Regions from separate parts of the Mus musculus genome. Here regions 2, 3 and 4 are each linked to region 1. The links are chromatin loops, found by intact Hi-C in ENCODE. Cell type or tissue: heart. All regions are shown on one strand. Each heading gives the region's core, and the rest is flanking DNA. Links, peaks and the distances in the headings are about the cores only. Region 1 overlaps Gm31096 (a long non-coding RNA gene). Region 2 has its middle 86 kb from the start of Gm31096. Region 3 has its middle 95 kb from the start of Gm31096. Region 4 overlaps Fbxw7 (F-box and WD-40 domain protein 7).

Region 1 (7,864 bases), core at 1,413-6,412:
ATTTGCAAACAAGGAACCCTTCAGTGGGTCTTAAAATCCTGCAAATATGAGATTTTTAAAAAAAAAAATGGCTAGCTGGGTGTATTAGTTGATTGCCTATTTGCTGTAATAAATGTGTGTGTGTGTGTGTGTGTGTGTGTGTGTGTGTGTGTGTGTACCACACATAAGCAACCAAAAGAAGAAAGATCTGTTTTGGCCTACAGTTCCAGGGTACATTCCATCATGGCGGAGAAAACATGACGGCAGGAACAGGAAGGTAGCTGGTCACATTGCAGGGGCAGGGAGGCAGCAGAGAACCGTGAATGCCCTTTGCCCTTTGAAAAGGGCAGGACCAGCCCCTTCCTATTGCAGTTAACCCATTCAACAAAATCCTACTCAGAACTGTCCAGAGGCCAACCTGATCTAGATAACCTTCAATGGCACCATCAGAAGCTCCCATCCAACCTGGGTGATTGCACGTGCTGTCAGTTATATAAAGTATGCCCAGGCCGCTATATCAAACAATGAGTTTATAGGAAACAGAACAGAGAAACATGATGGAGGATACTGAGGGAATGCTGCCCATATAACCCAGTGTCAGAACCTCAAAAAGAACCAATGAGAGATTCTAAAATTAGCTACAAGAGAGAGGGATGGGGCTGGAGAGATGGCTCAGGGGTTAAGAGCACTGATTGCTTTTCCAGAGGTCCTGAGTTCAATTCCTAGCAACCACATGATAGGTAACAACTATCTGTCATGGAGGATACAATGCCCTCTTCTGGCATGTCTAAGAGAGCGACAGTGTACTCTTATACATGTGTGTGTGTGTGCATATATATATATATATATATATATATATATATATATATATATATATATACTACACACACACATATATATTAATTAAACATTTATTTAACTAATCACAATGTGTGGACCACAGTTGAAGCCCAACTAAAACTAATACATTGTAAAACTGTAACATATGGGAGAATTGAAAAGTTAAGTGTCAATTTCACTTGATATATGATTACATCAAGGACAACTGTTAATTGACTAAGTGTGACAATGTTACAGTTGTTTCCAAGATCCTTTTATTTTAAATTAGTTAATTAATTTTTGTTTTTTCAAATGTTTTGTGGACTTATACGTGGTCTGTTGTCCATATCTTCGATGTGTAATCTGATATAGATACTAAGAGTTAATAGACACTCATTTTGTGAGTCTCCCTGGCTAGGCTGTGGTGCCTGGCCGTTTGGTCAAACAACAAATAAAGCATTGCTGTGAAAGAACTTTTCAGATGAGGTTCTTGCTCAATGCAGGGGAGTGTGAGGCATGCAGCCATCATTCATAGTCCAAGCTGTCCTCATGTGGGCAACTGAAAGCCGTTAGGACCAGAGGCTGGCGATAGAGAAGCAGCCGTGGTCTATGACAGTAGCAGAGACTCAGGCTGCTCTTCAGACCTGTACTAGTTGAACTTAGAACTGTGACCCATCCAGCATTTCCTGGATTTCCAGTCCCCAGTGCTGTGCTTACCAACTCAGAGGACAAAAGTCACCGGCCCCTGTATTACTCTGTTCTCGATGCTTGAGGCTTAAAAGGAGGAAAGGGAGTTTTGGGGCGTCACAAGTTTCATAGACTTCAGCTCATGATTGGCAGGCCCAGTTGCTTTGGGGGTTCATGGTAAGAACTCTATCTCTCTTATCTCAACAGTGACTGTCACTAGCAACCTCTGTTGTAGTGACAGGACATTTCCCAACCCTCTTGTGCAACCCCGGTGGTCCCTGGCTTTATCTTATTAACTGTAATCCCATCTAAGACAACCCAAAACCATACAATGATCTCACTTGTAAAAAGAGGGAGGGGACAAAAATGTCCTAGCTACTCTGGGCTGTAACTTGAGAGCCACCAGAACGGCATATATTTGGACACACTGAAGAGCAATTCTTCTTTGAGAAGCCCATGCTCACCCTCTCCGGTGTGCCTCATTATTTTCCTGTCCATTTCTAGTCTGCTTCCTATTGCTGTGATAAAACACTGTGACCAAAAGCAACTTGGGGAGCAAAGGTTTCATTTGGCTTTCACGTCCGGATCACAGTTCATTGGTTATGGACCCCAAGGTAGGAATCCAAGCAGGCCAAAAAACTAGAGGCAGAAACTAAAACAAAGACCATGGAGGGGTGCTGTTTACTGGCTTGCTCCCCCCTGGCTTGCTCAACCTGCCTTCTTATTCAACCCAGGACCATCTTCCCCACAGATGATTCTACCCACAGCGGGCTAGGCTCCCAAACAATCATTAATCAAGAAAAATCCCCCCCACAGGTTTTCCTACAGGGCAATCCGATGGAGGCCTTTTCTCAGATGAGGTTCCCTCTTCCCAGATGCCACACTGAACGGACTGCCCACATCTCTCTCTCTATTCTCAAAGGGTCCACTTCTGCTTTGTACCAGCTCACCAGGAACTCTCCTCACGTGGTGTCGCCAAGGATCCAGCTTTGCCTGAATGGCAGTCTCTGAGAAAGAGCTTCTCGGACTTCTGTGGGCCATAGTGTAGAGCTGAGCCTGCTCATCTGTCAACAGTATTAGTATTATGACGCTACTAGTAAACAGATCTCCCTCCTTTGGTGACATTGTCATGCATTTTATTTTCTTTTTAAAAAAAGTTTGTGTCTTTATCTCTTGTTTGATCACTGATCTGTCTCTTCTCTTCTAAAAGAAAAAGAAAGGGATGGACAGCTTTGGAGGTATTTTAATTATCATAATTTAAAAAATACTTGCGGCACATGCATGTTACCCATAAATAAGATACAGCATCATTACCAAGCCACTTGATAATTTGGCAAATATTTTCATATCCTTAGCACCCTGTGTGACTTACTTTGGAGGCTCCACCATGTTTTCAGGGTTCTCTGTGCTGATACACATGACTCTCCTTCACCTGTCTTCTTACACCTCAGCTGTGCCCCGTTGTGTGAATACAGCAGGCTCTATGGATCCATGCCTCCTGCCACAGAAAGTTAAGCTATTTCCAATTTTACAGACGAGGAGGGATGAATAGCCTTGTGGTTTCCTTGCACCATCAAGAGCCTTTCTCAAAGACTTTTTCTTTTCAACCCCCACCTCCCCCTCTGTGCTCCATGCTCTGTCCCTCTGAGCTCTAGGGTGACATCTTGCAGCTGGCTCACTCTCCACCATTGGTTACTGCCGATCTCTGCCTCCCCGGGCACAGTGGAGAGAAAGATAGAGTGGTTATTTAATGAGCCCAGGAAGGCGTCCCTCAGTGACTGACTGTCTCCTCCTGGGGTAACACTGTAAGAATGAGTTGGGGGAGCTTAGATATCTGAATAATTGCCCTGTCTAGACTCAACTGCCACCTCCCTGACGTTCTTGGCACTGTCCAAAAGAGGTCAGCATTAACGGAGCACAGTTAAATATAGACATCGAGGAATAAAAGGCCTAATTAAGAACCAGGAAGTTGCTCTTGGGAAATTAGCAAAGTTTGCCAAGGCATCTTTAGGTGTGCCAAAGCCCAATTTGGCAGAGAAATGCTGATGAGAGACCCGAGCTGGGAGGTAAGAAGAACAGGCTTGTCCCCCCAGTTCACTAGGGCTGGCTGGCTGGCTGCCTGGCAGTGCACCATGTCCCCCAGGCCACACTTGCTGTGATAGGCAAAGGGAAAGCACAGCTCAGAAGCTGGAGGTGCCTTCCCTCAGTATCGAGCTTCCTCCCAATTACGAAGTTAGCAGAAGAAAAACAAACTCAAGCCTGGAAAAAAACCTTTATCATTTGAGATATACCTTTCCTCCTTCAGACCTGGGAAGGACTCTCCATGAATTCTCTCGGTGTTTCATTAGTGCTGTGTGATGAATTCCTCATGCTGATCTGGCTAGGTGGCCATGTGTCTAGGAGATTCACAGGGGTTAAAAATAAGCTTGAGTTAGTGCTATAGATGTACATAATATGAAGTCACCATTTGTATCAGGTCATGGAGGCTACAAGGCAGAGTCCATAGCCCTTCTGAGCCACTGCCTTCAGTGAAGGTGTTCACGGTGACCTCTCCTGTAAAATGGGGCTATCTGCCTCCTAGGGTGCCTGGCCAGATCAATGGGGATAATGTACTGGAAAGCACTTTGACAAATACGAAGTGCAATTCAAATGGATTATTGACAGCCCTTTGTTAAGTGTTCGTTTGATTGCCGAATGTCCTTGAACGCAATGAAGCATCATTTCTTATAAACCGTTTTATAACTCAGACTTTTTTTTTTCTTTTGCAAATTCTGAATGACCTTCCCTCCAATCAGTTCAGCTCTTGTGGTTTTCTTCTAAAGCCCAGGGAGTCACTGCATGGAATCATGAGAAGTGGAGGAAAAGCTTTCCAAGTCACCTGGTGTGCCTCCGCCATCCCTGCATCCCCACAGACAATGCCTGTGCCCCTGGCTAAGAGGTTCTAACCAGAGAAACTTCTGTGGAGCAGCCCTGGACTGCTGGGCTCCTCTCCCTAACCTGTTTGAATTCAGAGAGTCCAGAGCATTTCCACCTGCCAGCTCCAAGCTGCTGTCCATAGTAGGAGTTGGCCTACCACGGCCCTCAGGTCGAATCTAAACAGAATACTGTTTTATAGTCAGAAAGCTAAAATTGATTTCTCAATTTAAATTATTTTTACATTTTTAAGGTGTAAGAACCTTTTACGCAGGGTGTGGTGGTGCACACCTTTAATCCCAGCACTTGGAAGACAGAGGCAGGAGGATCTCTATAGGTTTGAGGCCAGCCTGGTCTGCAAAGAGAATTACAGAACAGCTAAGGCTGTTACACAGAGAAACCCTGTCTCAAGCAAGGAAACCAACAAACCTTTTTTACATCTTAGGGAACTTTCATGACATGAAGCTACATTAGATTCAAATTTCAGTATCCGTAAATGAAGTTTTATTGACACTCAGTCACACCCAACTGTCTCCACGTTGTCTCTGACAGCTTTTGCTCTACAGTGTCAGAGCCCAGTAGAAACAGAACCTCCTCCACAGCCTGCAAGACCTAGTATTGACTGCCTGTATCCTTACAGAAAAACATTGCCAACCCCTACGTCAGAATTACAAAAGTAATCCTGAGCCCTCTGTGAAGTCTGAGCAATATCACTATGTCGACAGTTCTCCCTAACAAACCCTTGGAAGGGCCTCTTAGAGTCCAGTAGTTGTCCTGGGCACTAGAAGCATTTGAAAACAGCATTAGTAATACTAAGTGGTCCCAAACTTCAAGGATCCAAGACAGGTAGACAGCAGTTACGATGTAAGCAGTACTTAAGACCATAGACCCCAGAGTCAGACTGCCGAGGCTTGGAGAACAGCTCTGTCCAAACAGCAACACCATGTTCACGAGACCTGCCTTGGTCACAATTTGCTCTGTCTGAGAAGAGTAGTTGGGCATTGGACTCACCCAAAAGGACTGTTTCTGGACTAAGAGGCTGTGCAAGGGTCACACAAAGTATCGGCTGGGACAGAATGTTCAGTGAACATGCTCATCACCATCACCATCTACACACAAAGAAATATAATCAAGACTAAGACTGGGGTGGAAGTCTGCGAGTGAAAGTAGAGATGCCCAGCAGGAAGCAGAGACATCAGTCTCTTAGAAGGAGTCTAGGAAGAGCTTCATGAGTGAAAAGACCTTCTCTCTTCTCCACCACTGTCACCTTCAACTCCTCAAAACAAAAGACCTGAGGTCATCTTTGTTCCCTTTCCCCAGCAGTACCAAGTCACCTTCACCCTGCTCTGCACACAGCTTGTCTCTATCTACATCGGTTCTTCCCTATCTCTTTGCATCTCTGCCCTCCTCTAATCACCTCTCCCTGCTCTTGAGATTAGTTCCCACTTCCTGAGTGTGGTGGTTTGAATAAAATATGGAAGTGGTACTAGTAAGAGGTGTGACCTTGTTGGGGTAGGCATGGCTTTGTTGGAGGAAGTGCATCACTAGGAGGTGGGCTTTGAGGTCTAAGGATCTCAGGCCACACCCAGTGTAACACTATTCCTGCTGCCTGCAGATCAAGAGGTAGAACTCTGCTCCTTCTACAGCACCATGTCTGTCTGCAGGGCACCATGCTTCTCACCATGAAGGTAATGGACTCAATCTCTGAAACTTTAAGCTGGCCCCAAATAAATGGTTTCCTTTGTAAGAGTTGCAGAGGTCGTGGTGTCTCTTCACAGCAATAGGAACCCTAAGACACTGAGCAGAGAGACTTCTCCCTTGTCTCGCCTTCTCTCAACCCTCATATATTAACTGCCTTTCTTTCTAGAATATTCTTTCTTGCTCCTCATCCCCAGTCATCCTCAGAGGTAATGTCACTTTCTCAGGGACACCCCCACCACCCACCCCGTGGTCCTTGTGCTGAGCTGCTGCTCTCCCTGGGTTCTGGTACTTGTCACAATCTAGACTGATTATTACACATGACCTCCTGGTGTAAACTCCATGAAAGCAGAGATGTTTTTTACAAGTTTTTTGCCTTGACTGCTAATGGAGACCCAGCTCTGAAAACAAAGCTGACACTCAGAAAACACGTGTTGAGTTCTCAGCCTGTGTGTTGTGACCCTGTTGGCATATCAGATAACTCAAATATAAGATATTTACATTGCGATTCGTAACAGTAACAGTAGCAAAATTGCAGTTATGAAGTATCAACCAATTAATTTTATAGTTGGGGTCACTACAACATGAGGAACTGTGTTAAAAGGGTCACAGCATAGGAAGGTTGAGAGCTACTGATCTGGAGCAATGGCTAGCATGACATAGCTCCACACCTGCCTGCCCAGCTCCAGCGTGTTTTAAACTATGAGTTACAACCCATTAATGAGCCAGGAAATCATTTCATGAATGATCTGGGCAAGCACTTTTAAATAGCTTTGATAAAGACCAGAACTAGACAGAATAGACTAGAATAGAACAGAATAGACCAAACCAAAGCCACTTCAACCCAACAAGGGGAAGTGATTTTTCTGGAATGCTTGTTTCAGTAGCCTATGTGTGCTTATGTACAGTCTGGGTGGAGCTGCAACATGTAATTCTGGCTGTAGGCAACAGTCAAGTCTGAAAGGCACGCTCGTGGAAATGCCTTTCCAGTTCCTGTCTTTCCAGTGTGGGAAGAGCGCTCCAGGGACCTCTGAAGTTCGCCCTTCCTAGCTGAGTGCAGGGTCATATATTTGTTTCCTGAATGGTGGTAGGTCCTGGCTGTTTTCGCTGAGAACACTGGCTCCGCTCCTGTGGAAGAGCTGCCTCCAGGAAGTCATGGTTCCCAGCATCCTCTGCTGATGACTTTCTCCCACCATGGTTGAGTCTTAATGTGTTCCTGAAAATACGACAGACAAAAAAAAATGGGATGAGGAATTCTAACTCCTCTTGCTAATCCATCAAATTATGCTAATGAGTCCAAATCCCTAGCTAATATCTTCAGACCAACTAAAAGCTAAGGAACTGCGTTGTCTCCTCCTATTTTGGCTTCTGCCTGTCTCACGATGCTATTGTCTCAGATTAAGCTTCCTGCCACCCGGGTCTTGCTTACTCAAACAGCCAAGCTCTTCCATTCCTCCTATCCTGTATGGGCCTGGGGTCCTGTGGTTAACCTTACTCCAGGAGCTTCAGTTTGCTCAGTAAAATTGCTTCCTGTTTCAGTTGTGCCCCTGGAAAAACCATGCTGGCTCCTCCTGACCTCAGCCCATGTCTTCCCCATCTGCCCTCTTTCTGCAGTGAGCCCATCAATGTAAGTAAACAGCGGTGGCTTGGGACACAGGTATTCTGAAGCTAAAATGCCAGCATCAGACTTCGTCTAGTCATGCAGGTGAGAAAGTTGTTTAAACATGTATCCTGACACACAGTGGATTTGTAATAAATATTAGAATAA
Region 2 (7,864 bases), core at 1,313-6,312, 92 kb before region 1:
CTTTCACATCTTGAGGCTTCAGACCTAATCCAGGGTGTCTTGACTGTGGGTCATTGGTGTTTAGAATTGATTATTTCTTTGCATTGAGAGGCTGTCCTGTGCATTGTGGAATATTGATAGCAGCATCCTTGACCTCTACCTACAACAGTAGTGGCATCCAAGAATATCTGCAAACACTGCCAAATATGTCCTGCCTGGGTTGAGAATCATTGCTCTATTATATAAGTGAAAGGGTAAAAAATACACATGGAGTAGAGAATTCTAATGATTGCATTGCAGTGAATATAAATGGTCACAGCCATCCAAATGCAGGGAACCTCTCTCTTATCAAGGAAGGCAATAAAGAAGCATGGAGATTAAAAGAAAGGGAGGGGACACTTAAGCTGAGCTTTGATGGATTTGCTTAGGTTAGCACACACACTCCTGTGAGGGAGAAATCAAGGTTGATCTGGAGATGGTGGGGGAAGGGCACTGAAGACCAGGCAGCAGGTTCAGAGCCTGATCCAAAAATCCTGGCAGAGCTCTGAAAGTTTTGAAAAGAAGGAAAGTGTCCAATCTGACCAAAGGAAACAGCAGACTGTTACATTAAGACTGAGTACTGCAGTCTGGAAGCATGAGTCTATCCACTTACTACCTATGTCAAATGTCAGTCCCTAGTGGGAATGGGACCCTTTGGAGGATTCTTAAAATGCAGAAGTAGAGCCCTCATGGATAGCATTGATGCCCTTAAAAGAGGAGCCGGGAAATCTAGCTTCCCTAGCACCCTATAAGAATACAGAAAAATGGTACCCTTTGCAAGGAAGAGGGCCTTCACCAAACATGGACCCTGTGGTACCTTGACCCGTGACTCCTCAGGATCCAGAGCTGTCTGGAATAAATCACAGATGCTCAGTTTTAAATATTTTCTTAGAGTCATTGGAATAGACTGAGACATGGAGTAAGAGTGAGAGGGGGAAAACGGGGAGATGCGAAGGAACACAGCAGTCCAGAGGAGAGGCTCAAACGTGGAGAGGCAAAACCCCACAGAGCAGGAGGTGATACACAGCAGGGAACAGCGTGGGATGAAAGAGAAGACAGGAAAGGAGCCTGCCATCGCCTGTGCGCATCACCTGCATGCATGAACCTATCAGAGCAGGGCACACATCACCTGTCTGCATGCACACATAACTCCGGCACCCACGCACCTCGAGAGACTTGATAAAACCCCCACAGTTGCTGCCTTTATAACTGTGGACTCTGCCATGAGATTGCCTAAGGGAAGAGACAAATGGGGCACGTTTCTTGCCCTGCCTTTGAGATAAGCCACCTGTGACCAAGACTGCCAGAAAAATGCCTGGAGGACTCTGAGTTTCTATGTGTGCTAGGTTGGCTTTTATGCTCTCAGTGTTGACCAGCCCTAGCTCCTCCTTCCCCAGGTCTTCCATTCTCGACTCTGCTGAGCATCGCAGAGCAGGGAGAAGCCTCTTAGGCCACAGGACCTCAGGCCTCAGTATCAGAGACATTTTAGGATCTTCCTTCCTGTGCATTGCTCTGTCAGGCTGAATAAATATTGACTATCCTATAAAACGCAAAGCCTCGTGTTTATACACCCCACGCCCCAGAGGCTGCTGACGCCCTGCCTCAGACAACACAGTGCCTGTGGAGGGCTGGGAGCCCCACTTCAGAGCACACCCAGCCTCCAGCTGTCAGGGTGGGGTCTGCTCTCCTGGGAGACAGCCTACAATAACAGCAGGCACAGAGTTGACAGGTGCTAAGCAAGCATGGTGCTTCTGTGTCCTTGGGAATGGTACAATGCACTGTACCCAGTGGGAACACTTTCGTTACAAACAGCCAAGACTAGGCCTGTGGAATGCCATAAAGAATTCTGACTCTCTCTCTCTCTCTCTCTCTCTCTCTCTCTCTCTCTCTCTGTGTGTGTGTGTGTGTGTGTGTGTGTGTGTGTGTGTGTGTGTGTCTTTGCTGCCCTGAGCTACAGACTTTGAATCTTCAGAATTGTCATCTCATGGTTCCAAGATGGCTGCTGGAGCACCAACCTAGAGGGAAGGGCTAGGGTGGTAACTTCTTTCTCCCTGATGGAAGCCCTTGTAGATTCACTTGATATTTTTCTGGCTATAGCATAGTCCCATGAGGAATCACAGGCATAGAGGGGAAGGAAACAACTATGACTGGCTTAGACCACCCATGGCTTATCCCCTGGACACTGGGAGGGAAAGCCCCTTGATCTGAGACCAGGATATCTTTGCCTGATGCAAATACTAGTTGTAGGATAGGTTCTGAGTGGACTCTGCCACCTGCTGCCATTAGCAGGGCCATGGGAAGGCAAGGTACCACTGTAAAGAATTAATATTTTCAGCAAGTGACCCTCTATGGAGTGTAATCACACTGTCTTTCTTCTCTCTCCTGAAAAACAGGGTGCCAGGCCTCTGAGGGGGCCTGGGGATCATAGGGAAACCCAGCTCCCACTCATCTATAGGAGGCAGATGCCGTTAATGAATGAAGATAAGGCTGTAGAGCCATCTGGGCCAATGTCAGAGTCTAGCTCTGCCATTTTCTCAGCTGTGTAGCCATAGGTGTCATCAAGTAAGGTCCAGACAGCAGACAGGGATCACTGCACACACGTTATCCAAAAGGACTTTGAATAAAAACACAGTTGAAGGGAATCAAGAACAAGAACACTGAGACAGCATGAAGACCTCTGCTTCAGAAGATGGCTGTCCCTAAGAGAGTGGAAGCTTATGAAGCCAATCCAGACCTCCAAGGGGAGAATGCTCACCAGGGCTGGAGTCTCCCAAGAGGCTCAGAAAAGCCGACTCAGTCTCTGCACCAAGCTGGTGTGTTGCTCATAGAGATCAGAAGCACAGAGAGATCCCTCAGGCTCCAGAGGAAGTCAGCCCATTCTCTTATGGTCTCCTAGCCTCCCTTTAGCACTCACTATGGGCAGTGCCTTCCAGAGAAGATAGGTTTACATTTAGAGGCAATAGTCACAGGAGTGTCACCTAGTTTGAAAGGTGGACCTTCATTGCCTCAGCTGTAAAGTGGGGGATGCATGACCTGACATATGAACTACTGCTAAATTCCGTCTGCTAAAGACGAAACTGTCCTCCTCATGCAAAATGCACACCTTCTCCCATTGCGAAATTTGTTTAAGTTCCTGAGAAATTCTCTTTGATGACAGAAATGAAAAGACTACTCTAGGATGGTCACCAAGACAAGATTATGCCAATATTCCCTACTCTATATAAACAGTGAAATACTTCTTGCAGGGGGGGTGTCTCTTAGCATTAGCTAAGGTCATTCTGTATGCCAACAGAAAAATAAAGACTTTCTCCTGATGTCTCTGAGTGCTTGATTGAATTCTCAGCTGGGGGTGGGGGGTGGTGGTGAATACTTCCCATAACCCTACAAGAAATGTGCACATTTTGTTTAATTGCCTAACATTACTCTTTAGATCCTAGGACAGGCCTGAACTACAGTGGACACTAACAAACAGAAATTGTAAATCAAGGGAATTTTTTTATTCAAATTTTTTAAAAAGGTGGAGAGGACTTGGCTAAGATAACTAAGTCTACCTATAAATGAGTACCAGGACCCAAAGTGGAGCACTGGAACCTGTTTTGTTCCCTGACAAGGACAAAGTGTGGGGTATTGGGTTTATTCTGTAGCACAGTGGAGTGTGTGCTATGAAATCGATGCAGCCATGGATGGGGAGAGGTGATATCTATTTTTCCATTGATGTTTGTTCTTGATTATCCTCACTGGCATCCCACTCCTGAGGCATCCCGGTAGTGCCAGGGTGGGGACTCAGATGCATTCCATCTGGCTCATCCCCTTTTGCCTCTGTGTCCTTCATGGCTGTCCCTAACTTCCTGTCCACTACCAGCATCAGTCTGAAGGCTGAGCCCCAACTCCTTAGGGAGATATATGTAGCTGCCTAAGAACTCTACCCACCAAACATCTCAAACCTTCCCTGTTGGCTTGGGGACAGGGTTGGGAATAAGCGAAGGGCTGAAACATTCAGAGCCTCTTCCTAGACACAGCAGTGGTATTTGTCTTTATGGAAAAGATGGGGAGCCAAGTTGCAGGGACTCACAACTAAGTCCAGTCCGGGCCAGCCCAGGCTAGCCCAGAGTCTCTGACCTGCCAGTATTGCTTCTTCCCTGGGACCAGAAGCATCACCTGAGTGGTATCTACTGGAATTCTATTCTGCCTTTTCCTCCTAGGTTCAAAATAAGGCTTTCTTGGTCCTATCAGGCTCCAACCTGCCTGTGTTTTCCCAGGCAAAGGAGCTGGAGACCTGGGGTTCACAGATAGCCTTGTATGGCTGTTTCTACCAAAATTATACATGAAACCAGAGAGGTTCATGAAACACATATGAAACCAAAAAGTAGTGTGGGTGTGGAAGGAACTGGGAAAGACTAGAAAAGAGCAAACAGACTTTAAATACATGTGTGTGTATGTGCACGTGTGTGCGTGTGCACGTGCATGCATAAGCTTAACCACCTCTGTCACCTGCTTTGACCTGGAATCCGGAAGTGCTCTTTATGACCTTATAGCTTAGAAGCAATGATATCCTAAGTAGAGGCTACAGGTGGAAGCAAGAGTCTGAGGAGAGGGGTCCTGGGCAGAATGTGATTTTAGGTCAGGCTTGAGAGACAAGGGGACATGGGAAGGGGTGGTTTAAGAGAAGAGTCAGTGCCAAGGGTGATATTTTGGACATAATATGATTGAGAAACCTATTAGATACCCAAGCAGATCTGCCTGACAGACAAATGACTGAGCATATTGAGAGTGGGGAGGGAGGGAAGATGAAAAGGAGGGAGGGAGGGGAAAAGGGAGGAAGGAGGAAGAGAGAAAAAAGGGAGAGGGAGAGAGAGGAAGAGGAGGAGGAGGAGGAGGAGGAGGAGGAGGAGGAGGAGGAGGAGGAGGAGGAGGAGGAGAGAAGAGAAGAGAGAAATCGCTGTATCATGCTGTCCTGCCTATAGTTGAAATTCCACATGCTGCGGAGATTCAGCCAGCAGGCCTGTGGAAAACTACTGAAGACTCCCTTGCACCACAGACTCTAAGTTTGAACGAAGGATTGGCTGGCTGCTTCCAAGAAGTATTTTGTGAGGACGTTGAGCGCTTCTTTCTTTTAGCTGAAGCACTTGACTTTGTCAGCAAGCCCAGATTGCATTTCTCTCACTGGGGTGAGCTCGCACCGATCACTATGAGCAGGCTCCCAAGAGGCTGAAGAGGAGACTCTCTGTTGGCCCCAAGGAGCAGAATCATCTTCCAGTCACCTCCTTGTGTCCTTCATAGATGTCCCTGCCTCCCAGACCCCAGCCAGGCTATCCTTTCTTCAGACAGACACATAAGGGAGACAGCACTCAAACTCGGGGTGTTTGGGTGAACTGCAATCAGAGAGGGGGTGGACTGAAAGGCTTAAAAGTGTTTCATTATTGAAGTATTAAACCTCTCTGAGCTGATCGGAAACTGATAGCTGACAGCCTCTATCCTGAGCTTCCCACTGGGTTTATACAGACCTCCCCATCCAGGCTGGAGGCCCCACACTTCTCAGACTATAGAAGGTAAGTGTTGGCTACAGTGAATGCCCTGAGTTTCCATTCCAGCTGTAGCTGACACCCCTTTTCCTGGGTTGGTGCCCACACTAGATGGATTGTCGGTTAAATATAGTGAGTCGTGTCAGTGGCATGGGGCATCAAGTCATGACAGTCTACTGCCAGTCTGTAACAGAGACACAGCTGGGAAAGTGCCCCAGACCCACTAATATCCCAATCTTGTCAGAGCCAGGACAGATCAAGACACCGTCCCCAGTGTCCTCTTCTTGCTTCCGTGGTGCTCCATCTCTCAGACAGGACACTCTGACCCTAGATATGTTTGGATTATCAAGTCCAGACAGTTCTGGTCTGAAATCTATCCTGTCCATTTAAGGAGACTTTGAATATATCTTCTTTGATCTAGTGTTGGCTGCCTTTAAAGTTTTACTCTCCAAGGGAAATTGTATTTCCCATTTCGAAGTTCTTAGGGATACCTCACTCTGGCAAGCCCCATAGACTGTCTACTCACAGGAGGTTAATCTTCATGAAATCCATCAGAGTTAAAGCTGCAGGGACCTTAATAATCATTTAATTCAGCCCTCTGGTTTTATAGGCCAGGTAACCAAGGACCACAGGAAAAAATGGCATGTTGGATCATTATTTATAACGGACATAATATTTACAACCAGTACAAATCACAAAGAAGACATTAATAAACTGAGCACACTGGAAAGCTGCTCACTCTGATTTTTTATAGTGACACAGACTAGTGACCTTCCTGGGCAGACGGAGACCCCTGTTCACTGAGAGGACATGGAGAACAAATATAGCAGCAAAACTCCATGAGCAGAAATCTCTGTTCTCGTCTGATAAAAAGAAGCAAAGAACTCAAAAAAGGAGTGAGAGAAGGCCTGTGAAGGCAGTATCACACAGCATCAGAGATGGTTTGGTTTAGACATGGCTCAATTCAGAGACAGTACAGTTCAAATATGGTCCAGCTCGGATATGGTCCTTCTCAGAATCTTCTTTCTAAAGCAAAGAGATAACTATGTGACAACTATTTGTCATAGTGTGGGTCTCCTGATATCTACTTTTCTTTCATAGCTGCCCATCTTCTGTTGAACAATCATCTCTGTGTTTCTGGATGATGATCTAGGAGATATGAGAACCCTGGTCCCTGACTTCCCTTACCATGTGTTTTCCATATCACCCTATTCAATTCCATCGATGCTCAGGTGAGCCTAGATTATTCTCTGTTTCTGAGAACCCAATTCCCCAACCCACAGTCCTCCCAAAGGCCCCTACTCAGAGACAGAGTCAAAACGGGCATCTGAAATATCCCTGAAGCAGTCTTCAGGGTTGAATTGATCCCCACTTATTCATTGCCAACCCCACGCCATCAGATCACAGCCACACTAGGCGTCAGGGTCTTTATAGAACTAAGGTTGAACGTGGCTATTGGGTAGGCCTCTCTCCGACTCTGTCCTTGTAAGAGTTGAAATCTGACACAGAAGGAGGGAAAATAGTATGTAAGAAATGCAAGAAGATGGCCATGTGTAAGCCAAGGAAGAGGCCTCGGGACGAACAGCCAGCCTCTTTACCTTGGACCTCTTCATCCTTCAGAACCAGGAGGAAACAGAGCTCTGTTGTTGAGTCCAGGTGCTTTGTTATGGTCACCCCAGCAGCTTGATGGATCCACATCCACAGTTGCTGCACCACCGTTTAGGGCATTGTGCCAACCAGCTTTATCAAACCAGTCGGCCATGAAGCAGCTCAGATGAGCGTGCTGTTCTTAAAATCACATTTCCTAATCAGACTCTAAAAGAAAAATCTCCCTGGTGATAAAGACATTGAAGAGGCACCAAAAAAAATTCCATGGCCAAAAACTGCCCAGCCTTCCCTCCCTTTGTCTCGTTACTAATGGACAGTGCCCAGAAAAGCAAGACAGATGGCTTCTTGGAGAAAACCATCATTTCCTAATAAATGAATGAGAACTTAGGGCCCCAGATGACAAGGAATTTTATCTTGTTCTCCCAGCATCTGCTTGGAGGAGGGAGAACAGACAAATGCAAAAGACAGTTCTCTTGTCTCCCCCTCCACACAACTTACTCTAGTACAGGGTTGGAGGGGGGGATGGTGGGAGGAGCTTCTTTCACCTTTGAGCCTCCCTCCTGTTCGTGCTTCAAGCAAAGCATCACGGGGGTTTCCCCTGACACAGGCAAGCCATTACAGAGGCCTCCTGGGGAGAATAACTCCGATGTTACCTCTTGGAAGGTCACTGGGAAGTGCTTAGGGCAGAGGGACTAGGAGCCAGTGGAGGCCAAAGG
Region 3 (7,864 bases), core at 2,302-7,301, 100 kb before region 1:
GCAGACCGTCTTGGGAAACCCATTATTGAGAATCCCTGGGTCTCAGACAAACCCAGAGGCTAAGCATGGGGATGTGGGGGAGAGACACTAATCCCATTCCAAAAGGGGCCACACAAAGTAGAACTCATTCAAGCAATGGTTCAGCAGAGTTAAGGGTTTGAAAGACTTGGTGGTATCTCACTAATCTCCCAAGGCCACACTTGACACCTTTGTGTATCAGTCAGGATATGCTGGGCCACACTGCACTGACAAATGATCCCTAAAGCTCAGTAGCTTCAGACAGCAAAGGTGGATTCTCTCTACTTCATGCTGGTCTGAACACTCAGCTGGGTCATTTTCATCTTGTCACCCTAGCAAACAGGTTATAGAGTGGCCACTGCAGAAACATTGCCGGTGACCTTGAGATGAGAAAATAGAGGACTCTGAGCAAATGGTTGGACTGGTAATGTGCTTGCTACGCAAGTGTGAGGACTTGAGTTTGGATCCCTCAGCCCTCACATAAAAAGCCAGGCCTGATCACACATGCTTGTAATTCTAGTGCTGTGGAGAGATAACTGGATCCATGAAACTCATTGGCTGGCCAGCCTAACTGAACCAGTAAGTTCAGTAAGAAATCAGGGGCCAAAAGGAAAGCAGAGAGTGATAGAGGAAGACACTGACGTCAAACTCTAGGACACACATGCATCTGTGTACACATCTGGAGAAGCACACGTACACATATGCCACACATGCACACACACCCTGCACAACAGAGGAAAGGGGAGAGAGAGAGAGAGAGAGAGAGAGAGAGAGAGAGAGAGAGAGGGAGAGAGAGAGAGAGAGAGAGAGAGAGAGAGAGAGAGAGAGAGTTGAAAGTGGCCAGGAGGGTCTTGTATTATCAATTAAACTTATCATAGAACAGTATGCTCATTGGCCAGAATAAGTCATAGGATCATTGGAGTCAGAATGTAAAACACTACACAGTGTCTGTGAGAGGCATAAAGCTGTATTTAATAAGTAAACATTCCAATCGTGGGTAAAACACTGTGAGCCTTATTTTAAATTGGAGTAAAATCATGAAGCACTATTCACAGTGTAAGATGGTAACTGGAACCAGCCCGGTTAAAGCTAGGACAGAGTGAGATCAGAATTCCCCCACCCCGCCACCTCTCCTCGGTGGCCCTGACATGTTCCTGAGGACCCTGGATTCCTGGAGACAGCCTGACAACCACAGCTTCCACACTCACCAACCTGCTGCCTTACTTGATGCTGTTCTCCATTTGTGGGTAATTAACAGTTTTAATAAATGATTTTATTCTAATGGAAAGGGTATAATTAAATAGAAGAGCATCACTCTGTGACAAGCCTCACTGAGCAGAGTGGCTGTGAACAAAGCGTTCTTTGAAATATCATAAATGCAGACAAACTGATTATGAGAAAATAAACAACTTTTAAAACACCCCCTTGCTGCCACACACCCAACTCTGTCAAATGAAGCATATGCAGAAGTCAGTTTTCACAAGAAGCCAATGTTATGACTTGCATGACACTCCAGTACACTACACTGAGAGGAATAGAGCAATCACAGAAAGATATATAGTGTGAGGGTGCTCAGACCCAGAGAGATAGCCAGTGGAACAGCAGCTGTGTGTCCTGGAGGAGGAGATGGAGTGTTGGTGTAATGGTACGGAGAGGCACTGTTGCCAAATGAGAAAGTCCTGAGCATCAACTGCACAGCCAAGAGAAGATACTTTATGCTACTGCTCTGTATACTTTAAGATGGTTACAACGGCACTCCTAGGAGACACAGTCTCACAGAAAACTCCTTGCTCTCCTGGCTTTTACAGTCTTCCGCAATGATTCCTGAACTTTAGGTACAGGAATTGTGCTGTAGATGGATCAGATGAGACTAGACGTTACAACTCTGCATTTTGATTGGTTGTGGTTTTCTAAAATGATCTCCATGTTTTACAAACAGAGGTTTCTTGATGAGGAATGAAGACTACATTTACTTGTATAAAATCGATATTTAGAATGTAGTTAGGGATTATCCCAGTACATCCATAAAAATCTCACCTAAGCATGGGCTGAACAAGAGCAAAAACAATGGGAAAAGTAATGTGAATGGGGGAAAGCCTAGGAGGCCTCAACCCTACACATGACCAGTAGCGAAGGAATGCTGAGAGCAGGAGAAACAGACTTCTCCAGAGAAGAGCACACCAACTGGGCGTCCAGGACCAGATGCTCAGCCCTGAAAGGATACATACAAGCAACATTATACAAACTAAACAGGTTGTATTTCTGTGCAGGAATTTGTGTGTGCATGTATGTGTGTTTGTATACATATATGTGTATATATGTATATATGTGTAATAAATATTAATTAAAAAGAGGCAATGAATTTGAAAGAGCAAGGAGATATGGAAGCTTTGGAGGGAGGAAAGGGAAGGGGGAGTGATGTAATCAAAATCTTAAAAAAATAAAAAGAAATAATTTTTAAAACATAGGTACATTTACTGAATAACTCATTCCTAATAGGATACACATAATACAGCTTATTATCTTTGGGAGATATCCATTACTATATTCCAAAGCATCAGTTGAAGCATTTGATGTTTGCATGAAAAAGTGTTCATCATGAAAACATTGACACTGGGCTAGAAGGTGAAATCAGTGTAATAAATGCACTAATTTAATATTTTAAAAGTTTGCAATGGTGAGGCTGGGAAGATGGCTCCAGGGTTAAAGTCCTTGTCCCACAAGCACGAGGAGCAGAGTTCAAATCTCCATCATGCACATAAAATGTTGGGTAGGTGCAGCAGTCTGCCTGTAATCCCAGCACACAGGGGGATGTAGTATGATCACCAGAGCAAGCCGGCTGGCCAACCTAGCTGAATCAGCAAGCTCTGGGTTCAACCAGCCATCCTGCCTCAATACAGAAGGTGAGGTGCAACAGAGGAAGACACCCTGAGTCAGTGTCTGATATCTGCACACGTGTGGACACTGCTGCATTCTAATCATGACATATGAGCATACACCAGAAGTCCAGTCTTTCTTTGTTAGCATCTTCTCCTTTCCTCTAAGTCAAAGCGAAAGGCACAATTGGTCATTCTCACTTCATCCGGCAGGGCAGTTTCTTAGCCTAGAAATGGTTACTTTTATCATTCTGTGACCAAAGTCCCTGACAGAAACCGATTATGAGAGGAGGGTTTTATTTTGGTTCTCAGGATCAGGGGATTTCATTCTGTGCTGGCAGGGAAGGCAGAGCAAGCAGAGCAGCTTCTGTGATTGCATGTGTTTGGGTCAGGGCTTGTTCACACCAGAAAACAGAAACAGTGGGAGTCAGAAACAGGAAGGGCATATGACCCTCAAAGACCTGCCTCCCTTGGCCTGTTCCCACCAGGAAGGCTCCAAGCCCTAAAGATTCCACACCCTCCAGATGTGCACAGTGACCTACACAGCATTTCTGATTCAGGTTATAGCTCCCGGTTACCCTCCCCAAGTCTGCCCTGACTGCTTCTGGGACTTGAGAGAATCTGTGATTTCTGAGTTTTTATGGCCCATGTGGGAAGGAGACACTATTCCTTCTAGAAATGCTGGAGGTAGCCAGGAACCTTGGGTGGATTGCTTTGATGGTGGCCGGCATTCTCAGAAGCCTTGCACCTGAGAACAGCAGTAGGCTGCAGGACACGTGACAAATGATGGGTCTGGGGCACTCTGCAGAGGATGCTAAGCTATGTGGTGGCTACTGCTGTGAATGGGAGCATGAATTAGGTGATGCACAGGAGATGGGAGGGAACAGTTGTGTGATCTCAGGCAATGGCACTTACTTAGCCTTCAACCTCACTTTCCCACCCATAAAGCAGGAACTGCCTATGATCTAAGGACCTGTTAGAACTGTTCACTTGTGTCCCCTGTCTCCCCCAAATGTGGATTGAGCTGGACATTGTGCTCAGTGCTGGAAACTTACCAGCAAATCCAACAGACAAAAGTCCCTATCCTCAGAGTCAGAAGTTTTGTTTAGGGCAGAATGTTGATTGATAAATAAGAGCTGGTGAGCTGGCTCAGTGGTTAAGAACATTTGCTGCTCTGGCAGAGGACCTGAGTTGGAGTCCCAGCACCCACATGGCAGATCACAACTCTCTGTAACTCCAGTTCCAGAGGATCTGAAGTCTCTTCTGGCTCCACAAGGACACTAGGCACATAGGTAGTGCACAGGTATACATGCAGGCAAAAACACTCACAAGCATAACAAAAAAAAAATCCTAAAGTAAACAAAGAAATGAAATATATAACATGTTAATGCTGCTCTGTAGACACACTGTGTGTTAGTGTTGCTCTGTAGACACACTGTGTGCTCATGCATTGGTATAGTTTTAAATGAGGTAACCAAAGAAATCTCTAAAGAAGCAACTCTAAGTGCAAACTTGAAGGAGGCAGAGGCAAGCACACAGGCAGAGAGAAGAGAGCGGTGGCTCTGTGGGTAAGGTGCTTGCTGTGTAAGCAAGAGGACTTGCATTCAGATCACCAGTATCCATGGAAAAGCCAAGGAAGGTGTGGCAATGGTGGCTGGCCTAACTCTAGAGGGAGGTGGGAGAAGGCGAATCTTGGGGCTCACTGGCTGACAAGCCTTGCAGAAATGGAAAACTCCAAGTTCTGTATGGGACACATGTCAGAAAATAGTGATGGAGGAAGACACCCAATGTCTATCTCTAGCCACCACACAGCCACGTGTGGTAGAATACCCATGCACCCACATGTGTGTACAACACACACACACATGTCAGTGTGGATGAATTGCAGTATAGAACGTGTAGGGGGTAAGTGTTGGTAAGAAATGGAGTTACCATGACGTCAGCAGGCAGAGCAGATTGCATTGAGTATCAAAGACTTCAATAAAAGCTTGGCTTCTTACTGAGTCAGAAGAGAGGATGCTGAGGCAGGGGGAAGAGCATGACCTAGTTCCCATTTTAATAGAATCTTTCTGGCCTCATTGTGGAAAATAGAAGAAAGGGGACGGAGCAGAAGAAAGACCTGTCAGGCAGCTCCTGCGATGGTCTAGGTGAGAGACGAGAGACGACGGCAGTTTGAGGCAAGGTGGCAGTTGTGGAGTGGAGTAGGTTGGTTCTAGGCAACACCTATAAAGCACTCTGCATTTTCTGGGTCTTGGGAAGAACTCAGTGGGTGGTGATTGTGATGATATTATTAAAAATATATGTGAGGAAAAGTGAAGTTGGAGGCAAAAGACAGATATAACCTTCTGTGTGCCAGGCTTATCTGAATGGGAGAGAAGGGGGGAACAGAGCCAGGAACCTAGGATAATAACAGCCTGGGCATCAGGGGTAATCTCAGAGGAACTATTTTGGGACCAGGAAAAGAGATTGTTGTAAGCTTCAAAGGTACCACATGGGTGCCTCAGTGAAGGAGCTGTCCCTGAGCCAGCGCCTCCAGAGAAGCAGAGAAGGAAGTCAAGGTCAGCTAGGAGACTCTGGATCCAGGGACTGGGAGAGATAACCACGGGAACATCTTGTATTTTTGTATGATCCAAGATCCATCGAGCAGAAACTCCCTGGCAGCTGCAGCACTGCAGCAACACTTAATGCCATCTTTTTTATGCAGCCGTCTCTCCCAGTCGGTTTTCGAACAGGCAAGCACAGAGCCAGCCTGGCCTTTGAGGAGCCTGATGACTCCTTGTCCCTCCACCACGGAAGCAGATCCTGGACTACTGTATGAGAGGATTGGAACGTGAGCTGGGCACACACCAGAACAGCAGGGCTGTGGCAGGGCACCTACTGGAACCCCAGCCGAATGTCAGTCCCCTACAAGGAAGAGAACATAATGCTTGTGCACATCCTATATATACAAACATGTGCATACATGTACACACATGCACATATGAACATTCACAACTCCCTTGAGTTGTAAGGACTGACTGGCCTGTAGTCATGCCTTTACTTTGCCTCAGGCTCCATTCAGGTAGGAAAACAATGCTCTAAAGCAACAATGTAAGATAGACTTTGTAAAGAACACAGTCTACCTCTGAGATGAACCACACACACAGCCTCACTAGCTGCAAGTGACTGCTGAGCTTTTGAAAGGTGGCCAGTACAGCCGGTGGGCTGCATTTTAACATCATATTTGCATCAACTACATTTTCAATTTACAGAACCTCCTGAAGCCAGGAGTGACTCAAATGGACAGTATAGCTCTAATATGTTTACCAGCGTTAACCCTAATCTTCTCTACTAGATAAATAATGCCACCATTTGGCCAGGGGACATAGTTCAGTAGGAAAACATGCTTCCTTCACAAGTTTGAGGACCTGAGTTCAAATCTCTATTTCCATATAAGTGCTGGGTGCAATGGCCAGAGCATCTGTATTCACATCCCCTTGTGGGGATATAGGAGGTGAACATGAGAGAAACGAGAAGCTCCCAAGCTAGCTGACCTGGCAAATGGAGCAAAACAAGAAAGGGATCCTGTCATGGTGTGTATATGCTCAGCCCAGGGAGAGGCACTATTAGGAGATGTGACCTTGTTGGAGTAGGTGTGTCACTGTGGACATTGGCTTTAAAACCCTCATCCTAACTGTCCTGAAGTCAGTATCCTGCTAGTAGCATTCAGATGAAGATGTAGAACTCTCAGCTCCTCCTGCACCATGCTTGCCTGGATGCTGCTATGCTCCTGCCTTGATGATAATGGACTGAACCTCTGAACCTGTAAGCCAGCCTCAATTAAATGTTGTTCTTGGTCATGGTGTCTGTTCACAGCAGTAAAACTCTGAGACAGATCCTGTCTAAGAAGGAAGGTGAGAACCAGCAAACCGGAGATTGTCCTCTGCCTCTGCAAGTGTGTCAGTGGCACACACACACACATTCACAATCATAATGCTTGTACATATCCTATATATACAAACCTGAGCACACATGTACACACATGCACATATGTACATTCACAAGAATGTACATATACATATCTCTGGGTTTGGGGTCCTTGTTTTAGCATCCTATTGAACAGGCAAAGAGCTTAACCCAGTGAGCACTGAGCCAGCCTTTGGGACACCAGTCATTCTAATTGATGGTACCCCTATGAGCCTCGGGTCTTCCATCTTCCTCTCAGGACAATGAGAGACTCGAAGTACTCTAACATTTTTGAGATTCTTTGCAAATAAGACTGGCCTCTTACGTTGACTTTCTCTCAAGCCTCAAATCTTCTGAATAAAAGCAAATCATTTTACGAAAAAGATACAGAACATTCCAAGTCCTCCGTTCATTTCTAAATCCATGGGCAAAAAGAAAAAGCAAGTTGGCTTTTTGCCCATATTCTTTAGATTTACAATGGAAAACCTCAAGGCCAACCATAGACGAAAGTGGCAGAAGCTATCCCAGTGCCAAGCTCTGAAAATAGCAGTTGTAGCAGCCAATCCAAGGCCGGCAGTGCTACCCCACAAGGTGGAATGTTTTGCTGTTGTTTATATAACTTACCTAGGCAATTAAAATCACAGGAAGAGCGAATGACAGCTTTGGTTAGGTTGCCTTGCCTCTAGAGGGGAAGGCAGCCAGGAGCTGCAAGAATCCCCCTTAAAGTAAAAATGCTGCTCTGTTTCTCAAAACTGGCTGCTGAAGGCACTGGTCAGAACCAAAATCATGCTGCGGACTTCAGAGGCCAAGCTGGTGTTGGGATGGAAAGCGTCTCTCTTATGTAGCTGATAAAAAGGTGCCTGCCCTGACTGCTATGTCATCTCTCATTTTATCCCTTCAACGACCCTGTGATACGGCTATAAAGATTTCCTGAGTTTAAGAAACAGAGCCAAGGTCACACAGATGACAAATGACAGAGCCATAGTCCCAGGCCAGCTCACCTCCACCAGAGCTTTGGTCCTGCC
Region 4 (7,864 bases), core at 1,294-6,293, 180 kb after region 1:
TATATATATATACACTCTACCAAATAAATACAGACCTACAGAAATAATTTTAAAGTGTTGGCTATTTATATGTATTCTATGTTATTTATAATTTTATCTTTTATGTATTTTCTCACTAGAGAATAGTTATGTGTCTCAGAAATACATCTCGGTATGTGATGAGATGCAATGGAATGGCTGAAAACTCCCTGGAACTTTAAAAAGCCAACTGAAAACAAACCTTCACAATAAACAGAACATACTCTAACAGTGTTTAAAGGAAAAAAAGTATAACTGTTAAAGTATTTAACAGTATAACCTTTCCTGAAAATCTCATACAGGCTTGTTTATTTGTTTATTTACAGGCATTAACAGAATTTTGTGCCTCTACTAATCAAGAAAATAAAAAAAAACAAAACACAAAATAGAAGCATTAAAGTTTGTAAGCAAACATGCTCTGACCATGAATCCTGAAATTAGCTATGTATATTTTATATGTAATGTGTGTTTATATTATTTAATCTCCATTAACAAAATAAGAGTTCTATTTGTGGGCTGGTGAGGTGGCTCAGAGGTTAAGAGCACTGACTGCTCTCCTGGAGATCACGAGTTCAAATCCCAGCATCCACATGGTGGCTCACAGCCATCTGTAATGAGAAAAAAAAAAAAAAAAAAAAAAAACAACAACAACAACAAAAAATCAACCAAAAAAAAACCCAAAACCCATGGACCAGATTGAGCCGGAGCGGAGCAAGCAGGGCCCAGAGCGAGTGGATGCTGGATCAAGAGGGGTGGGGGGTGGGGGAATAAAAGAGTTCTATTTACATTAAAATTAAAGGGGATACTGTACATTTTACATACGACTGCACAGCTGTATTTTGCTTTAGCTGTTCTTTTTAATCATCTTGTAATATGATATATAAAAAACTACAGTTAATTAAAAGGGTCAAAAGGAGTGAGAAGCCACTGAAGAATTTTTTCTTGTTATTTTTCTTCAGTCGTGGTACACAGTCTTGGCTAGGCTGGTACTCACCAAGCAGCACAGAGTAGTAGCAAACTGTCTCAGCCTCCCAAGTCCTGATGCTACAGTTGTGTGCTCCCTCATCTGGCTAAAACTTTTTAAAAAGCAAGTGTTGGCAGTTATTTCAACTCAACCTCATATGTTTTTATGGGTATAAAAAATTAAGCACAAAATATTTTAACAAAAGACACACCCCTGTCCATACCATTTCTGTCTAACTTTACAATGATGTGTCACACACTTCAACTTAATCTTCAGAATGCTCAACACCAGACACAGTTTTCCAATTCTTCTGCCATTTGATCTTCTAATAGTTTAACATTATATAGCAAAACTGAGTGCTACTGTATTTTTTCAAAGCATATACTTTTGTATATAGCTTGAAATTTTTAATAACTTTAAAATTATGCCATCATAAAGTAATAAGAGAGACTAATTGATAAGATTAATGCTTCTTAGATCATGTCAGAGAAAGATAAAATATACTAAAATAAAGAAAAACTCATTAGATGTTTCTAGTTGTTGCTTGCCACTGGTTACATTTTTATTAATTAGGGCTCTGAAAAGGTCTGTTCTGCACAAAGCTGCACAACCTCGAAAGCTCTAAATTCATGACAATGACCTTGGACTTCCTCAGAATGATATTTAACGCGCACTGTCATTAGTAAAACCTGCTCAAACACATGCCCCATCTGCCAGCACCCCATCTGCAAAAGAGCTTCTTATTCTTGTAGCCAGTACAACTTCTGCCTGCTTCCTCCTCGTCTCCACACCAGCTGTATGGTAATGAGCGTGAGCAGCTGAGAAATACTGCATGGTAACAAAGCTAATATGAAAGCTTGCAGAACAACCCTTCCCCTCCGGGGAGCAGGCACAGCAGGAACATAGCTGATAAGCTATTAAACAGGGTGCAGACCTGAACAATGCTTCGCCCTGTGTGTGCAGGGCTTCATACCTATAAGCATGTTAAAGCATGGTTCCTATACGTCTAAAATGTAAAAGAATGAAGAAAGCAAGGTATAGCAAAGAACGGCCTAAATGTTTAAGTATATTTGCTAACAGATGAGAAAGCTGAGTTCTTCAAATGCTTTAGTGTCTCTCTCTACACAGTAATGAGGACCGCTTTGATCAGAACATTTTCAAAGATGTCATCAACTGTGTTCCACTTCTTAATTACCAAAGTTAAGGGGCTGAAAAAAGAGAAAGGGTTTCAGAATTTAAAATCATAAATGGAAGGGATTGACTAGAGACAGTGAAGCAAACGACAGAACACATGAACCAATAAACTCTTTTCAATTCTCATTTAGTACTTGTACAAATTCTACTTAATGGGATTCTAAGCCAACACACTTATTCTAAACATGTGGGAATCTGCAAACAAAATACAGAGATGTCACCTATCATTTTCTCATCGATATAGACATAATGGGGTTAATCTTTACACAGGGTAGTCACACTGAATGAATCTACATAATGTGAGTCGAACCAAGCCACATTAACTTTCTATAGGCAGGGATTATCAGTCATTCAGGAAACTAAAAAATAACTGACTATTCAAAATGGATGCTATGCATTTTCTCTCACAATTTAAAAAATATTCAAAACAATAATTCTAAAAATAGTAAGAATTATTACTATATCAGAAGTAAAAGTAAGATATACTGGTATTGAGAACTCATCTCGCTCTTTAGCCACATGGGCTTGAGGACGTGAGCTCTTGTTAGAGCCACACACACTTCCTATGGACTCTTTCGTTGCCACCACAGCAACCCTATGAGATAGTAGTAATCTCTCCATTTACTCAGCTGATTTACTAAGGCTCACTTAGTAAAGGAAAGAGTAAGAGCTCACGCCCAGGTTTGGACAGCACCACCATCCACATACTTAATCTCTCTGCTCTTCTGACATGAGCCAACAGTGAAGCCTGGGTTTGCTTTGTTCACTGTTGATTCTCAGTGTGTCAAGTAGTCCTCAGATCACAGGAAGAAAGCATCGAGAACAACAAATACATGGGAAACAACTGCTCAGTTCTCTCTCACTGAAGTCAGAAAAAAAAAAAACCTGCAAAAATCTATAACAAAGTTTGTAATAATCTCACTACTTAAATATTGAAAAATAGTATTTATCAATTGAAGAATCTTAAAGTAAGACTATATATTATTCTAGGTTTTGTTTGCTTGACAAGTTGACAAAAAAACCTCTCACATTCTTGAAAAGTTCTTATAAAGCAGTTAAAAACAAACTGTACTGATTTTAATAGTTTGCAATTTTTCATGAATTAGTTACATTTTGTTGTCTAACTACAGATGAATTTTACCCTTTAAATTAACATTTCCTTGACTTCAAATACAAATTAAGGACTCTGTAAAACAAGAGTTTTGCATAATCCACATAAGAACCTGAATTGGACTTCACAAAGCAGGTGCAACCATGCATTTAAAAGTCAGATAGATTGTTATCATTTGTCCAAGAACAAGGCTGCAACTGCAACTGTTTAAAAATCCTCAAATTCAGACAAGATTTACAAAAACGGTGCAATACTGCCCCTATATGTTCACTGTAGTAGTAACAATGACATTTTACATCTAAACTGGTAAAGATTTCTGTGGATGATTGAAAAGCTGTTTGGGCTTAAATTGCTCACAAATAAACTATTATTATGAACCACCCACACACAAAAACGTAAATAAGCACAGGAATAACAAATTTCAATTTCCACACTCAAGACCTGTAAGGAAGAAATTTAAGGTAACAGTGTTATTCAACATTTCTATATTTTTTTTCTTCTCAAAACAGAACTGAGTACCATCATATAAAGATATCACAACCCAAAACTAACTGTCCATGTCCTTTTAGGATCAGTATTTAACCTTTTCTGTCTTGGGTTTCTTTTGGCTTATATCCATTTATCTCAGATAGGTGATTGCTATTATCTCAGTAGAAAATTGTATCCTACATTTCAACACTCCTGGATTACTTGATTATTATTTAACTGGCCAGTGTGCTGGGGACAGTAAGTTAGGCAACTTTCGCACAGTCAGGGAGAGGGAGAGCAGAGGACTTGATTCTGACCCAGAGATGACTCAGAGGCAAACCACTGGGATGTGACTGACAGGACACTAAAGACTCTCTAACAAAAAAAGTCTTGCTGTAGAAACATGAGTAGAGGAAAATCATGTATATTTTTTTAAAATAGAATTCAAACTGTATTTTCTGTACTAGAATTTCTGAGAACAGATTATATATTTTACTAAGGGCTACAACAATTCAAAGTGTGTCTGTCCATGTATGTGTATATACTTGTGAAGAAACTTTAACATAAAATACAAGTGTATAATAAAAGAGGGCTGGGAGATGGCTCTGCAGCTAAGAGTGTGTGCTGGGTTTGTGGAGGACCTGAGTTTGGCTCTAAGCACTCATTAGGTGGCTTACAACAACTTGGATCTCCACTTCTAGGTGATCCAATATCTCTGGCCTCTGTGGAGCCCTGTATACATGTACACACACACACACACACACACACACACACACACACACACACACACACACAAAGTGTCTGCTGACACATTGTATTTTGGCACAACCCAAATACAAATGCATCCTGTAACTATAATGGTTATCTTGCTTATTTAATACCTATCTGATGAATGAATGAAATCATGTACCTATGGTTTTGTTTTTGAGACAGGGTCCCACTAGGCAGCCCAAGTTGAGTTGAGATCATATATCTTCCAATCTTAATTCCAAGTGTTGCATCAGTACATAGTATCCAGCTTGTCCTTCTGGTGTTTTTGACATATGACTATAGAACGATAACAGGAGATACATCTCTCAAGAGACAGAAAGGCCATCAGTAGTTCCTTATGGGAGGCCACTCTGTCTTATCCATCTACAATACTAGCAAAATGCAGATAACAGACATAATCTGTAATGGAAGGTTAAACTTAATTTAGCTTTGCTCTTATTTTAATGTGCAGACCGTCAAAAGTGGCTGGGGTTCCTTCCCATCATTTAATGTATATATCTGCCATATTTTAATCACTGATGAAAATATTTTAACTGCAAACTGTCATTATACTACATTGACCTATCTGTAACTAGGTAATAGATTTAGGTGTTTATCCATGCAATGTATGCTTTAAATTCATACATACACAGAGACTTAAGAGAGAGTTCAAACCGTCCTGAAATCTCCAAGAGTCTTCAAGTTTTACATATAAATGATAGTTATGAATGTTACAGTTCAACAGGCTTGGTTCTCTAACTCTGAAGACAGCTGCATTCATGCATGCGCATTTTGAAAGATAATGCACTTATGTGCATTTTGATGTGCACTTCAGAAAGATAATACGGCACATAAACTACATATTACAAAAACTTCTAGCACATTACATTATTTCTGCAGCAAAATAATCACTTAGATAAGTATTAAAGGAGGCCATCATACGTCAACTTTAAGTCTTTTAAGTCTTAGTTTCTAGGACTTGTTAGATTTCTGGTGTGCAGGCAAGGGGCCGTGCAGACTTATTTCAAACAATTTACTCTGCCAGGAACTTACTTCCAAGTTTATTTTTAGAGTATTTTTTTATTTGTTGTTCACTCTACCAGTCTTGACATTCAACTCATTTCTTAAAATGCAAGTTGCAGGTGTGAGTACCCTGCCTGTTGGTATTAAGGCTACTTATCATCTGTCCAGCTTATTGTGGGTAATAAGACATGACTCAGTGTTTCCTCAGTGTGATTTGTATAGCACGTGCTCATTTAATTTACTTTATGTCTAGATTAACAAAGGAAGCAAAACCCAATACTACTAAGATCTGATGACAAAAAGGTCCAGAAAGCAATGTCATAATTACATACCGAGATCATCCTATGTGAAGAACGTTAAGGACACAGGTTTTATGAAGAGGTCTATTCAAGGCTCTCAACTCTGTTCCATGGACTCAGGGTCTTTGAGTGGCCATTAGTGGCATCACACCAAAGGCAAGATCAAAGTGATACTAGCAGCAGTGCAATGAAAATCCACTCTACTGTGATTAGGTTACTAACATACTAGTCCCACGGCCTGACGACCTCATTCAAAAGTAATTACTTATCTTCTAGTTTTAAGACAAGTTCTTAAACCCTCCTAGGCCTCAGATCTCTCATACAAGTGAGTAGGAATACTATAACTCAGTATACCTCATGAGGTCATCTTACGTACTATACGAGGGTATTTTTGAGAAATACTTATAAAGTAGTATCCCATCTGCTTATCCTTATACCAAATTAGATGTTCTCCCTGCCTCACTTTACTGTCATCAAAACAGGAGCATCTGTAGGAGTATTTAATCTGTGGGCTCCAGAAGAACACAGAATTCTCTCTAGTCCTGTTTAATCCAAAGGTTAGAGAAAAACTCTCAGTTTGGTTTTGGGTATTGTGTTTATTGGCACAATGTAGGTGGATATCGGCAGCAGGACAACTAACAGAAAGTAACAAGATGTAAACACAAGCAACAGTCCACATGCCTTGCCATTCTCAGATCAGCTGGTCAAAAACAAAGATATCTCAAGTTCTTTTTGTTTTTACTTTTATTTAATCCTCCCTCTCCCTCTCTCTCCCTCTCCCACCCCTCTTCTGGTCCACCCTCCGACTGTTCCACATCCAGTACCTCCTCCCCCCATCTCCACAGAATGTCCCCAACCACCACCACTCCACCAGGCCTCCCCAACTCCCTGGGGCCTCTAGTCTCTTAAGGGTTAGGTGCATCTTCTCTGACTGAGTCCAGACCCGGCAGTCCTCTGCTGTATATGTGTTGGGGGCCTCATATCAGCTGGTGTATGCTGCCTGGTTGGTGGTCCAGTGTCTGAGAGATCTCAGGGGTCCAGGTTAATTGAGACTGCTGGTCTTCCTATAAGGTCACCCTCCTCCTCAACTTCTTCCACCTTTTCCCTAATTCAACCACGGGGGCCAGCAGCTTCTGTCCATTGGTTGGGTGTAAATATCTACATCTCACTCTTTCAGCTACTTGTTGAGTCTTTTAGAATGTGGTCATGATAGGCCCCTTTTTGTGAGCACTCCATAGCCTCAGTAATAGTATCAGGCCTTGGGACCTCCCCTTGAGCTGGACCCCACTTTGGGCCTGCCACTGGACCTTTTCCTCAGGGTCTTCTCCATTTTTGTCCCTGCAGTTCTTTCAGACAGGAACAATTATGGGTCAGAGTTTTAAACAGTTGGATGGTAACTCCATCCCTCACTTGATGTCTATCTTTCTGCTGGAGGTGGGCTCTATAAGTTCCCTCTCCCCACTCTAGGGTATTTCATCTAAGGTCCCTCCCCTTTGAGTCCTGAGAGTCTCTTCACCTCCCAGGTCCCTGGTATATTCTGGAGAGTCCCCCACCCCCACCCCCATCTCCTACCACCCAAGGTTGCCTGTTTCCATTCTTTCTGTTGGTTCTCAGGGCTTCAATCCTTTTCCCCCACCCAATACTTGGTCATGTTCCCTTCTTCCTCTCCCTGTCCCCATTTTCACCCATGTCCCTCCCTTTCCCCCCCACCCCCATGATTGCTTTCTTCTCTCTCTCAAGTGGGATTGAGGCGTCCTCACTTGGGCCCTTTGGCTTGTTAACCTTTTTGTGTTCTGTGGACTGTATCCTGGATATTCTGCACTTTTTTTGGCTAATATCACTGATGAGTACATACCATGCATGCCTTTTTGGGTCTGAGTTACTTCACTCAGGATGATATTTCCTAGTTCCATCTATTTGCCTGCAAAACTCGGGATGTCTTCGTCCTGAAGCCCTTTCTTAACTGTTGGCCTCTTTGTACAGTGGGCCTCTTAGGCATTTCCCCTTTTGTATTACAATGAGTTTAAGTTTTACCAC

Evidence for each region. Peaks named below come from ENCODE experiments on the same cell type or tissue, not always from the same donor. Only the 100,000 strongest peaks of a DNase experiment are listed, where the experiment ranks them.
Region 2: it touches region 1 in a loop (2.1-fold over the local background); 3 of 42 quality-filtered maps call a loop at or near these places.
Region 3: a loop joins it to region 1, with 2.2 times the contacts of the local background. A loop is called at or near these places in 3 of 42 quality-filtered maps.
Region 4: a loop joins it to region 1, with 2.0 times the contacts of the local background. A loop is called at or near these places in 2 of 42 quality-filtered maps.

The regions. Positions count from the first base shown.
Region 1 is chr3:85,111,771-85,119,634 of GRCm38, reverse strand. Gm31096 (a long non-coding RNA gene) reads left to right here. Exons shown (of 2, transcript XR_003954509.1): 2 at 4,281-5,884. Among named protein-coding and RNA genes, the nearest start is that of Gm31096, 6.3 kb to the left of the region's middle. In heart, for the core only: no CTCF peak of the experiment used is centred there; a DNase peak (open chromatin) is centred at 3,324.
Region 2 is chr3:85,203,916-85,211,779 of GRCm38, reverse strand. No RefSeq gene overlaps it. Among named protein-coding and RNA genes, the nearest start is that of Gm31096, 86 kb to the right of the region's middle. In heart, for the core only: no CTCF peak of the experiment used is centred there; no DNase peak of the experiment used is centred there.
Region 3 is chr3:85,212,682-85,220,545 of GRCm38, reverse strand. No RefSeq gene overlaps it. Among named protein-coding and RNA genes, the nearest start is that of Gm31096, 95 kb to the right of the region's middle. In heart, for the core only: no CTCF peak of the experiment used is centred there; a DNase peak (open chromatin) is centred at 5,425; H3K27ac peaks cover 722 bases.
Region 4 is chr3:84,932,121-84,939,984 of GRCm38, reverse strand. The region is part of intron 4 of Fbxw7 (F-box and WD-40 domain protein 7); the gene reads right to left. Among named protein-coding and RNA genes, the nearest start is that of Gm40080, 58 kb to the right of the region's middle. In heart, for the core only: a CTCF peak has its summit at 3,539; a DNase peak (open chromatin) is centred at 1,784.